Linked DNA regions of Homo sapiens: region 2 is linked to region 1. The links are chromatin contacts, found by Hi-C in ENCODE. All regions are on one chromosome and are shown on one strand. Each heading gives the region's core, a stretch centred on a gene start or an enhancer-like site at or near the end of the contact. The rest is flanking DNA. Distances are from core to core; before and after follow the strand shown. Region 1 overlaps PBX1 (PBX homeobox 1). Region 2 has its middle 240 kb from the start of PBX1.

Region 1 (6,393 bases), core at 1,485-3,984:
TCTGAAGAACAAATTGCCACTAACAAAGGTTTCCTTAAGAAAGTAGATGGCTGCTGTAACCATGCCCTGAATACCAGGCCCTAAAGGCACCGAAAAGAATCTCGGGGCATCCAAACATCTGGCAGCAGCGCCCAGCAGCCTCTCCTTCACCTCTATGTGGTTGTTTCTCTTTATATGATAAATTTTAATAGCCTTATCCACAAAGAAATTTATGGGTCATTTACAAATTAGAAAAAAAAAAGAATCGCCTCTGAGCCATTAATAAATATAGTTGTTTCACTTTAGCTCGATTATTCAAAACATTGTGCTGGGGCAAAATTCTACTCTCTCATTCGCTCACTGAATCTCATGTCCAATATACTTCCTTCAGAAGAGGCCGTAAGCCCCCACGGCTGGCAGGAACATTCCCCACGAAGCTGAGGCTGGTAACCCTTCAGCTGGGTGTTAATGCCTTCAAGTGGGTCCACCTGGCTACTCCACACCCAACTGGTCCTGCATGCGGCCCAACACTGAGAGATTTTAGGACAACCTCTGGTCTCAACAACAACAGCAAAGCAAAAAAGAATGATGTCCTATTAATGGTCAGGACTTGCCTTGCCAGGGCTAGTGTTAAGCACTGCCTACTTGAGCTGACATCAAGTATCCTACCTCCTCCAATCACATGGGTACCCCAAGCGGCCTCATTCATTCCATCAGCTTATTCCTCCAGCCAAACTCAGTGAGGTATGAAAGAAGGGAGAGGCAAGGCAGAGAGACAGTTCTGATCCTCGCTCCTCCAGGAGCTACACAGGTGATCACGCACACATCACTATGAATATTTCCCATATACCTAATATTAACCTCTGAGAATATTTCCTCTTTCCAACCCCTCTCAGTTTCATGCCTCTGCTCCATCTTTTTAAAACACCATCTTTTTAAAATAGTCAATGGGAAGCACAAACAATTTCACACAAACTCTACACACCTCCTAATTAATACATTTCTTGGCCTTCAAATCTAACTGGTTTTAAATAAAATAAGAAAGGAAATTGTCAAGGCTGGCAAAGAACACTGAAAGGATAAACTGCAAGCCCCTACCCGCCATGGAAGTTTCAGGAGGGTTGCAAAGCTTAAAGCATAAAGCATACTGCCTCTTTTCTTTCAGGTATGAAGGATACATTTAATTGGGCGCAGTGGTGGTGGGTTGGCTGGGGCAAGAAAGTGTTAGTATTTCGCTTAGCTTTCACATCATTTTGTGAATCCTGCAAATAAATACTCCCTAAAAAGAAATTTGAATTCACTATGAGTTAATAGACTTAGTTTCTAAATGTGGCCAATTAGAAATTGATAAGATAGATACAATGCACCACGGCATAAATATTGCTTGCATTTACACTTAGAGTTCAAGACACATAAATAGGTCCCCAATCAGAGTTCTGAAGAAAACAAAAGAATGAAAAGAAAAGGGCGGGGGGGGGAGGGCGGCGGGTAGAAAAACCAACAACAGTCATTTCCAAATTACACCCTTTAAATTATACTCAAATTATGAAAATAGAAAATGATTGTGCAAAAACCCAAAAAAAATTTTTTTAAGGAACAATATGAACAAGGGAAAACCTTAAAAGAAAACCATCTTGCACTATTTTGCATAGAAAATTCAGTTCTGGTGGATTTGGGCTGTGTCTGTAATGCTTGGAGGGGACAGGGATGGACCAATAAACAACCTTGCATGCTCATATTTGTAGCCAGCGCAAGGAGAATCCAAATATACCACTATTAAGAATGGGTGTTGGGATTCACTGATACACAAACTGTTCAGCTCGGCGGTTAAAAAAAAAAAAAAACACCAACATTAAATAAATAAATGAAAAGGGTGATATGTCTAAGCAGAACTGATGCTACCTATTTATTGCTGGAAGCCAGTACTCTGGTGAGTAGGAGACAAAATGATTATTTAAAAGCTCCTTTTTATCTCTGCAGCACCATGCAAGACTCAAATGAACCTTTCGCCAGGACACCAGAGATGTTAACACTCATCCTCCAAGATCCAATTTCAACCAGCGGAGCTGTTACCTAATCCAGCAACCATCACATATGATCAGGTTCCTGCTTCCCTGATGGGTGCCCTGCGCTCTCTCCCTCCCCCTCATCTCTTCCCTCCCCACCCCAGCAGCTTTTTTCTGAAATAGGTTTTAAAGGGCCAAATCCCTTGTTTGTCCTCATGCATATAGGGTTTTAATGGCCAGGCAGGCCCGGACGCGTCCACTACCCGAAAAATGTCATTGATTGCAGTGGATATGCAATCTGCAGAGGGGTTGCGCCCATGAAGATATTTAACCCATTTGGTAATCATTCTTACAGAAAGAGTTTCCTTCCCACAAATCCACCCAATTATGGAAGAGACCAGTTGAGACAGGTAGGTGATTTATACAGGAATTGTCACAAGTCCTTTAAAAAGCTTCTGATGTCACATGTACCTTGCTGCCATCGCTTGCCCTGGGGTTAATTCTTTGGTAAAAGTCCTAAGATAAAGGGACTGTCACAGCATTGTGGGAGCTGCTCTCACCACTTGTCTCCTGCTGTTCTTTCTTTCTTTTTCTTCACACAAGGAGAAAAACAAACCAAACCCAAAGGCATAGTCAAGATCATCCTTGGCGGGAGGGCCGTGTGGCGGGTTGTTTTGTCCTTGGCTGAGTGACGTGGGTCCGGAGCAGCTCCAGCCAATGCCCACTAGAGGGCACTCTTTCTTCACCAAGGACTGGTTCTCCAGGCGGGCGGACAGTCAAGTGTCCAGGTTCATGCTGGGGGAATGCCTCTGCTCAGATTCAAACTTCCACAGGTGGGGGCAGGTTGGGAGGGGAGGAGGGCAGATCTACAGGGAGGGTGGTCTTCAGATTTGGACAACAGTCCAGGGGCCCAAAGCTGAGCTGAGAGAGAGAAACAGATAAAGAACAAGACAGAAAGCAGAGGCAGGTGGTCTGGGGAAAGGCACAAGGTAGCCTCCCAACGGTGTGTGCAAAAAGGCAGGCTCTCTCTGGCTGATCTCTTTGTTTGATTTGTAGGCACAAACCTCCATGCAGAGTGTTCTATTGCCCAGGAGCTCAGTCTTTACCACATCCTACCAGAAGAGTTAGAAAAGAGAGACCAGCTCTCCCCGCCTCATTCCCAAGTCAGCTATGCAGTTTTAGGAAAAGAGCAAAATGCTTGCTTCCTGAGAGCATCAGAGTTATACCTTTTATTTGTTCATAAAGTACTTGCACGCACTGAATTACATCACCTTACAAAACATGAAGTAATGTTCCAAACTTACATAGCAGATAACCGAAGATTATAAAGGCAAAGCACATTTCCCCAAAATCAAAGCAAATGAGACACAGCCGACACTGAACTCTAGATCTTTAACTCTCAGACACTTCAGTCCTCTACAATATTGGAGTTCTGAATCCTTTTCACAACAGGCAGCTACATGGATGTGATATCTATTCTGTGCGTGTGTGTGTGTGCGCGCGCACACACACACACACACACACACACACACACACACACACAGTCTCTTCTGATGCCCAAGGCACACCGATACTCTGGCCAAGAAGAAAACAATCAGATAGTAATGGAAAGAAGGAAGTTTTTTCTATTGATTTCCTAATTTCTTTTAATTTCTCTAAATCTGGTCCTTTCCCATTACCTCTTTCCACCATCATGGTTAGAGCCACTGTATTGGGTGATAGAATGCCCTCTTCTTTCTCAGCCACAGAAATCCACTTACTACAGTCCTATTTCATTTTAAATCTCAGCTCAAAATCCTTCATGAAATCTGCCCTGACGAGAAGAGCCGAAAATGATCTCTAAGCCTCTGAGGCACCAGGGCACGTACTGCCTAGACCACAGCCATGGGGCATCTCAGGACATGCCAGGGCACACCTACCATCTTGCCAGCAAGACTGTGAACTCCTGAAAGGCGGTTCCCCACACAACCTCACAGGGCCCCTGACACTAAATGTCTGTTCCAATATTTCTTAAGAGCAATATAATAAAGAATCAAGGAGGGAAGATACGGGCTGGTGAGATCCAAGGATCTGTGCCTCAGCTTCCTGTTCTCAGCCAGGCAGCCAATTCCCTGTATGTGCTCTCTTTCCCCCTGCATTCCAGTTACAAGTTGTACCAGAGCCAGCATGCTGTTGGGTAGAAGGCTGTTCTCTCTGCCACCTCTTCCATATCCACTTCAAAAAACTGTCAAATCTGCCTTATCAAATCTGACAATTCTAAACAAGCAAAACTACACTGGCATTAAGCCAGAGCTTCCTGGACCCAGCCTGGTATGACCCCAGGAAGCCAACATTACCGGTGACAAAGGCTCTGGGTGCTGGGAAAGGCCTGGTTCCTGACTGGTACCTGGGGAAGAAGCACTCTGTGAGGGCTGACAGGGCCTGGCAGCCAAGGGGCCACATAGAGGTTGTCTCCACAAACAGGCCCTCTGAGGAACGCTCAGTGCAATCAAACAAATTACTGCTCAAGTACCTCCAAGGTGACAGGAATGAGCTGGATCCTGGGACCTTGGATGACCCAGATATGGGCTCCGACTTCAAGAAGCCCATGGTTTACGCTCCTCCAGTCCCTCGGACACAGGACACCAACTGCTTTGAGGCTTGTGGGTACATGAGATTGCCAGGGTGGGTGGATAACAACTGAAAATCTGAAGATTTGTGTGCATCCAACTGATGCACATACACTTCTTCCTCTGATTTTGTTTACTTCCTATAAGCACAATATATCCACAGCCCGGAACCTCCTCAAGTTGAAAAATAACTATGCTCTAATTTGATTCTTCTCAACCAAAGGTGGGACCCAAATCTTCTGTTAGTGTCTTGAAACTCAGGGCAGCAGGTCCTCGTGTTCTTCACTCCTTATTCTCAATCTCTCTGTTTGATGTGAAATGCCTTTTTTAATGGTGATTTTTAAAGAGTTATTCATCAAACAAATAGAAATGACTGATGATTCTGTTTTCTAAATTTTACAAGTCAGCATTACTGATAGGTGTCAGTCAGCGCTTCTGATTATACAGGGAAAGCAGTTACCACCCGAGTTGACACCTTCCAGCCCCAAGTGGAGACCCTGGATGCTGCAGTAGGCCTGGAGCGGCCTCTTCAGATGAGAAGCTGTAGTTTAAGAAATCTCCAAATGTTGAAAGCCACCCTTGTTCCCCCGGGTTGTCTCTCAGCCCTCTAGAATCTCAGAGACACCGAGGTGGGACTTAATCTAGGTCCAGGGTTTCTTAAAGTGGGGGATTTGTATTGAAGGTAAGATATTATTGTTTTTAAGCCATTCCAACTGTTTTTCTTGGTTTGCCAAGCAGGTAGGCCAAGTTCAGGGATTTGAAGGATTTAGTAAATGAACCAAGTTCAGGGATTTGAAGGATTTAGTCAAACAAAGGCAAGAATTTGCGGCCCTCAAATGTTTCAGCCCAGGAATATTTATTGAGCATTTACTATGGTGCCAGGCACCGTGCTGACTTTCCAAATAAACGTGGTCCTGCGAGGAGCTCTTAGATTCACTCGTTTTTCACATTTAGCCAACAGCCACAATGTGTAAAACTTTGTGTGAGGTTTTAGGGCAAGAGATGAAAACAAAATTATATGACACTCTTGAGACAGTTTTAGGTTTTTGTTTGTTTGTTTATGTTTTGTGGTTGTCTTTAGAGAAACACACCAAGTTTTTCTTGTCATCTTTTTCCCTGGGTTAGGTTTTGGCGGTTCTGGTCACGTGCATTTTCTACTTCTCAGGGGATGCATGGGCATGGATCCCATTCACACGTTCCCCACTTGGCACGCTGCGCCTCCCTGGGCCAGCTGGCAGGGAGAAAGCTAATGTGCTGGGCGATAGGCCCCTGCCTTTCTGGATGGGTGCCGGCTGCCTGGGCGAGGGGCTTTGGTCCTTAATAGCTCAAGTCTGGACTGCTGCTCGGGAAACCCCTTTGCCTAAACAGGAGCTACAGAAGTTGGTAGGAGGGCATGACTTACACAAGCTTTGGCCTTAGACTGACATACCCAGAGGTATGAGGAAAGGGGGAAAGCCATCGGAAAGACAGAAGGCCAGGACCAGGACCAGGGCCAGGGAAGGGTGTGTGAGACCTGGATTGCCTGTGGTAACCCATGATACAAGGAACAGTTTCCTTCTTAGTTACACATAAAAAGCATGAAAAATGTGGAGCCATTGGTCGGCAACTTGCTGTGCATTCCGTGGAGATGAAAGCTTCTCTCTACAATGGTATTTCCTAAAGGAAGCAACCATAGAGAAAACAGAAGTTTCTCAATACTCTTTAGCCTTGAGGTAAAAATGTTCTGCAGTTCCGAGTCTCAGTGAGGCACCTAGCACATTGCCTGCTTTCTGGCAAGAGCTAATACATGATAGATTTCC
Region 2 (6,405 bases), core at 1,072-3,571, 470 kb after region 1:
TAATTCTAATATTAAAGAAGAACAACCCAGGAAGACACAATCACTAACAAGCGTTAAAAAAAGGCAGAACAAACCCTTGTATAGAATCTTGCTGACAAGTGCTATTAAATATTAATTCTACAGACCGTGGAGACATCATTAAACAAACATATACACCCTGATGCTGAATGTGCACTGGTCCAAGCATTTGTTTTACATGTGGTTGTTGGCTAGGTGTAGTCTTTTGTGTTGCTTTACCAGGCAGAAGACAATTTTCCCCCTACTTCCATTAATTGTATGCTTACACATCACTGAAATTCTCATTGCCTTTTTGGTTATTTGTCTTGTCTTTGCCTTTCATTTAATTGGAAGGACATTTTTTAGGGAGAATGAAGGGAGTTACCTGTTTTAAGGCTGTCATGCATGGATAAAAACGTTTCACGTTTAGATAGTGATCTAGATTTAAGAATTTAGAGAAATTCAAGCACTGCATGACCTTTGCCAGTTTAATACCCCTTTCCAACTTCTCCTCAAGACTCTTTAATAAAGATCCTAAATATTAGGAAATAAGTAAAATTCTAACCCATAGAAACTAGCAAAGCTTACCTATTCAGTTTATTCCTAAAATAGGAATGTAATTTAAATACCATAGATGTGAAGGGATAACTGCACCATATTTGGAATCACAACCACAGAGCTGCAAAGGGCCTTAGCATTTAGTGCAGTGGTTCTCAAACTTTATTGATGTCAAAACATCCTTGTTAAGGTACAGTTTGTCACCCCCCACCCCCAGAGTTTCTGACTCAGTAGGACTGAGTAGAGGCTCAAGAACTTGTATTTCTAACAAGTTTCCAGGTGATGCAGATGCTGCTGGTTTGGGACCACAGTTTGAGTATCACTGATCCAGTGTAACCCTTACTTTTTACAGATCAGGAAACAGACTTGGAGAAGTTACTACAATTTTCCTAAGGTTACCCCTTAGCTAACAGCTAATTCTCCACTGTAACTTAAGTCTCTGGGCCCTACACCATGCTTTTCCCACTTTGCCGTGGAGAATTTTAGAGATATTATAGGAAGATCAGAACCGTGTTACTCTATCAGGTTTAGTCATTCTACTGAGGAATCCGAGAACCATTCAGTGGAAGAGTGGGAGGCCATCTAAGGGATTCCCCAGCCTTACTGCTCTCTTGCATGGCAATAACCAAGCTTTGGATGTGACATGTCCAGGGCTGCATCACTAGCCAGCGACTGAGCTGGAATAAAAATCTGGCTCTCCAGAATCCCAGAGTGGGCTCTCTCTGCCCCTCATCTCACCAGATGAGACAACCATGGTCAGGCTAATTTCTGTATTTTTAGTAGAGATGGGGTTTCACCATGTTGGCCAGGCTGGTCTCGAACTCCTGACCTCAGGTGATCTGCCCGCCTCAGTCTCCCAAAGTGCTGGGATTACAGGCGTGAGCCACCCTGCCCGGCCTACGCTGGTCTTGAACTCCTGACCTCGTGATCCACCCGCCCTGGCCTCCCATGGAAGAAGAGGTCCATGAAGGCAAAAGGCCCAAGAAGGCTGTAAGGCGGCCTGGAGAGCTCCCATACATGGTGTACCTTCTAGGTTTTGAAATGTAAATCCAGGCTATGGATCTCCTTGAAGTCTTCTTGAAAGTGGGCGATAATGGTCACCATTTTGTCAGTTGGTCCCAACGTCTTGCACAAGAGGCCGGGGCGGGTGGATCGCCTGAGCTCAGGAGTTTGAGAACAGCCTGGGCAACATGGCAAAGCTCTGTCTCCACTAAAAATACAAAAAATTAGCTGGGCGTGGTAGCGGGCGCCTGTAATCCCAGCTACCCGGGAGACTGAGGCAGGAGAATCGCATGAACCCAAGAGGCGGAGGTTGCAGTGAGCCAAGATTGCGCCACTGCACTCCAGTCTGGGCGAGAGTGAAACTCCGTCTCAAAAGAAAAAATAAATAGATAAAAACAAAGTAATAAACATGACCTTTTATGACTGCCTTGGCAGAAAAACACATGCAGTCCAAGCTGGCTTCATTATTTTCTACCTACTGTTATTTCTTCTGATTTTAACATAAATTAAAACGGAAACATTTTCGTGGGCTCCTCCAAGTACCGAAGGCCCCAGGCACGGTGCCACTGGTGCGTAATGGGAAGTGGGCCCTGGGTTGTTGGCGATTCAGCTCCGGGATTTGCATTGAAGCCAAGGGCCTTTGGGTCGGATTATGTGGGCAGCAGCCACCGCCAGACCGCCCTGCGCAGCTCTCAGGTGGAGCAGCCCAGGCGCCTGCAGAGGCCAGGAGCAGGGCGGCGGCGGCGCGCAGGGGAGCTGCCGCGCTCCGCGATTCCCGTGCTGCCCGGCGGGCCCCGCCGGCTGCGGGTGGCTGGAAGCGCGGCCCCCGGAGCTGGCGGCTGCGCCGGCGACCTGCATACGCCAGGGAGGCACGGCCCAGGCTCCCCGGACGCGGCGCACACAACAGAGGGGAACACGGCGCAGTTTTTTTTGCATACAATTATAGTGATGGCATCATTTTTTTTGAAACAAACTGTCCATAAATGTCACTGAAAATCCGGGTCTCCTTTTATTAAAACTGAAAAATGTGTATAAATGTAAATAACAAATGACTGATACAGGGATAAGAACACCACAGCGGCTGCTGGCGTCTCTCTTCTTTCTCTCTTTTTTTCTCTCCTCCTCATGTAATTTGCATTAATAAAGAGGCTGTTCCTTGTCGGAATGTGTTTCATCCGGTTTAAAATCCCAGGGCGATCCACTAGGAAGAGCTCTGGGAGAATCCAACTGTCAGAGCCGACAAGACAAATGAATCCCGGTGTCAGGAGCGTGTGGTTCAACGATGACAGATTGAGAAGAACTGTCCCCCTCTCGACAGGCGGGCTTCATTTTCAAATTAATAAATCTGAATAAAATATTTTTCCTTTCATTACGAGCGGAGCCTGTTTGACAGTTCCAGTGACAGGAGGGAGTAGCAGTGTTGATGAGAACAGTTTGCATGAATTCCACCTGGGCTTTTTCTGTTTTATTTTTACCTGCAATCTCTTCCCTGTTTGCCTCTCTCCTTACCCCCTCCTTTACCTCCCATATTTTCCTTTTCCCCTCCCTTCTATTCCATTCTATCTTCTGTTTCCCCTCATATTCTTGTCTCATGATCCTTCCCTACATTCCGTTCCCCTCTTCACTATTCTGGCTCTCTGAAATGTCACCTTCTTCTATTTTTTTTTTTCTTTTGCTATTCTTTTCATTCACCCGCAGGCTATTGCCCTGATTAAAGGCCAGAGCATTATTTCACTTTTAAAAATGTCCACAACTAATTATTATGAAATGTTTTCTTTATTCCTGTGTTTGCTTAGCACTGATCATATTATGATAATAGCTCAAGTCTAGGTTAGAGGAAATAGCCGATTTCTGTAATTTGTAATTCCACCTTAGGAAACAATCCTCATCATTTTCTCTTCACACAAAAATAAAAGCAACCCTTCCAAACAAACAGACAAAAAAAAAATCCCTTTGTTGTCGGTTTCCCTCCCAAAGCCAAAGGGATGAGATCGCATATAACTTAGGAATTGTACCTGCATTGGCAAATCTTAATGCATGGGGTGACAGGCTGTTCCTCCTAAATAATTTAGGAGCACTTTCTGGGAAACAATATGTGATCATTAGAGAAATACTATTGAAAAAAGTGACTTCTTGATAACAGAGGGGTTTTTGTTTTTGCATTTGGTAGAGAATCCAGTCATAGCAGGCAACTTTCAATGTCCTGGTTCTGCCGCCTAAGATCCACAGAGTTGGAGGAAAATTAATCTGAGTGCAGCAGTCAATGACTCCCAAATCCCCCACCTTAAATGCAGAACTCTCTCCTCTCCTCCCTCCTCAACCTGGAAGGAAGGAAGGAGATCTGCCAAAGCCACCACAAGAAAATGGTAGGGGTGCCAGGAGATCCTGAGGTTTTTGCTCAAGGGTCTGGTCTCTAACCCTGATTTGTTCTATTCTGCCCATCTGTTGTTCCTACTCCTTCCCATCCCTCCACAAGGTGATGGCTTTGTTGTGCAATTTTATAGGACAAACTTAGGTCCCAGAGTTGTACATCTGATGTATATCATGGAACATCTGCTGCCTTAACTCCCAGTAGTCTCTGAGAACACAGGCCATAAAGGTACCAACCTTGTATTTGGGTAAATGTATGTAGGTGGACTCTTCAAGCAACAATGTGAGATCGTATAAGCTTAGAGGAGAAATATATGTATCATATATATGTGCATATATATGATACATATATAAAATAAGTAAATATATACCATTTTGGATATGATACTTAGATTATTCGAGTCATAGGAATTAAAACAAGGCAAAAAATTAGCAGCGCTTTCTAATAACCATGTTTAATCAAGTATGGAAAACTGCACTAGATAGGAAGACAGAGTATAATACTCAAATATCTCAGAGAGATGCCTTCTAGCTTTAATTTTGTTGAAATCCTAGCTTGATTACTATGATAAATGGAAGAGCCATCTATACTAAAAGGTCCAAAGCAAGTCATTAATGGTAGGACGGGAAGAAGTTTGATGGTCAGCATCAAGATTCTAGAAATTCTTACATAAATTGTTATGGTTGCTTTATCATTCGTTTCCTCATCTGCACTTTTTCCACATAGATAAAAAATATCATTCTGCTAATACTGTCTACCAGTGACCTCAAAACACAGTTTCAGGCCAGGCATGGTGGCTTACGCCTGTAATCCCAGCACTTTGGGAGGCCAAGGCTGGTAGATCACTTGAGGTCAGGTGTTCGAGACCAGCCTGGCAAAAATGGCAAAACCCTGTTTCTACTAAAAATACAAAAATTAGCCAGGCGTGGTGGTGGGCGTGTATAATCCCAGCTACTCAGGAGGCTGAGGCAGGAGAATCTCTTGAACCCGGGGGGCAGAGATTGAAGTGAGCTGAGGTCATGCCACTTCACTCCAGCCAGGGCGAAAGAGTGAAACTCCGTCTCAAACAAAAAACAAACAAAAAAACAAAAAAACGGGCCAGGCGTGGTGGCTCACGTTTGTAATCCCAGCACTTTGGGAGGCCGAGGTGGGTGGATCATGAGGTCAGGAGATCGAGACTATCCTGGCTAACATGGTGAAACCCCATCTCTACCAAAAATACAAAAAATTAGCCGGGCGTGGTGGTGGGCACTTGTAGTCCCAGCTACTCGGGAGGCTGAGGCAGGAGAATGGCGTGAACCCAGGAGGCAGAGCTTGCCGTGAGCTGAGATGGAGCCACTGCACTCCAGCGTGGGTGACAGTGTGAGACTCTGTCTCAAAAAACAAAAACACCCCAAAAAAACCCCCACAGTTTCATATCATCTAGATTTGAATGTTTAAATAGCTATTATAAAGATATAGAAAGTGAATATTCCAATATTTTTTACGTATATTAATTCATTTGATTTTCACAATAACCTGGGTAGACAAGATGAGTATTGTAATCTGCATTTTAGAGTTTACAGTTTACAGGAAACTGAGTGTCAGAATTAAGTGACTTAAATGAAATCATTTGGCCCACAAATAGAAAAGGAGGAATTGATTTTTTTCCCTTACTCCACGTGCTATTACCTTTTCACTAAATTATGCTGCACTCTGCAGTATGTGTATGCAAAGAAGTATTCATGTATATCACACAATAGTAGAATTGATTACTATTAATTCACCAATGGTTGAAAATTGCTGCTCTCGAGTTTTGGCGATCCACATTCCAGTATGCTGATTGATTTGTATCTGCCTCTCAAAATCTTTTTTTTTCAGAAGTTTTCTTCTATTTTATTTCTGGATAATATTTAGGTGGCTAAGAAATAGTCATACGAAGACTGTCACTTCTCTCAGTCAAGTGTTGTTATTGACTGCTGTATAGAAAAAAAGCCGACAACAATGTGAAATCCTTGATCGTATTGAAAGAGGATAAGATCATAATAGATACAGTGATTTATATATTTATTCTTTTAAGATGTAGTTTACTTTTAAATTGTGTGAGGACAGGGAATTATACCCTATCATTGTGATTCAGTAAGCTGGTTACTTATTGAGTGTTGGATTTTTTTAAAACAATCTCACTTGCTTCAGGCTTTATTAATAAAAATGGGTGATAATTACTTTTATAGAAAGACTTTTAAGAATCTTGAATATAGTATCTTACATTTACATCTTATAATTTTCAAACTATCACAAAAACATTGCTACTTTTTCTTCATGAATCAGACAGAAAATGAATGAATAAATGAGTGAAAACCACACAGATAAACAAAAGTCTTCATCTCCATGACAGCCCTGTAAGGTAGGCATGATTATTCTTTCACTGCTAAGGACAATCTGAGAGATGAACGGCTTAGAATGGCCAAAGAACTAACATGAGACAGAGCCAAATT

What was found. Hi-C counts contacts between places; a loop is a spot of excess contacts on that map. Pooled maps may share reads with other maps.
Region 2: a loop to region 1 is called in a map of MCF 10A, with 7 times the contacts of the local background. The contact joins two enhancer-like sites. A Hi-C loop is called at or near these places in 5 of 168 maps with a recorded cell type or tissue (A673, MCF 10A, Right ventricle myocardium inferior and 2 more) and 8 of 50 pooled maps.

Annotation. Positions count from the first base shown.
Region 1 is chr1:164,783,817-164,790,209 of GRCh38, reverse strand. All of the region lies in intron 2 of PBX1 (PBX homeobox 1), which reads right to left. Among named protein-coding and RNA genes, the nearest start is that of PBX1-AS1, 12 kb to the right of the region's middle. Within about 2 kb of position 2,734, at least 14 of the 41 ENCODE cell types and tissues checked have a DNase peak (open chromatin) inside an H3K27ac peak, as active enhancers do.
Region 2 is chr1:164,317,352-164,323,756 of GRCh38, reverse strand. No RefSeq gene overlaps it. Among named protein-coding and RNA genes, the nearest start is that of PBX1, 240 kb to the left of the region's middle. Within about 2 kb of position 2,321, at least 7 of the 41 ENCODE cell types and tissues checked have a DNase peak (open chromatin) inside an H3K27ac peak, as active enhancers do.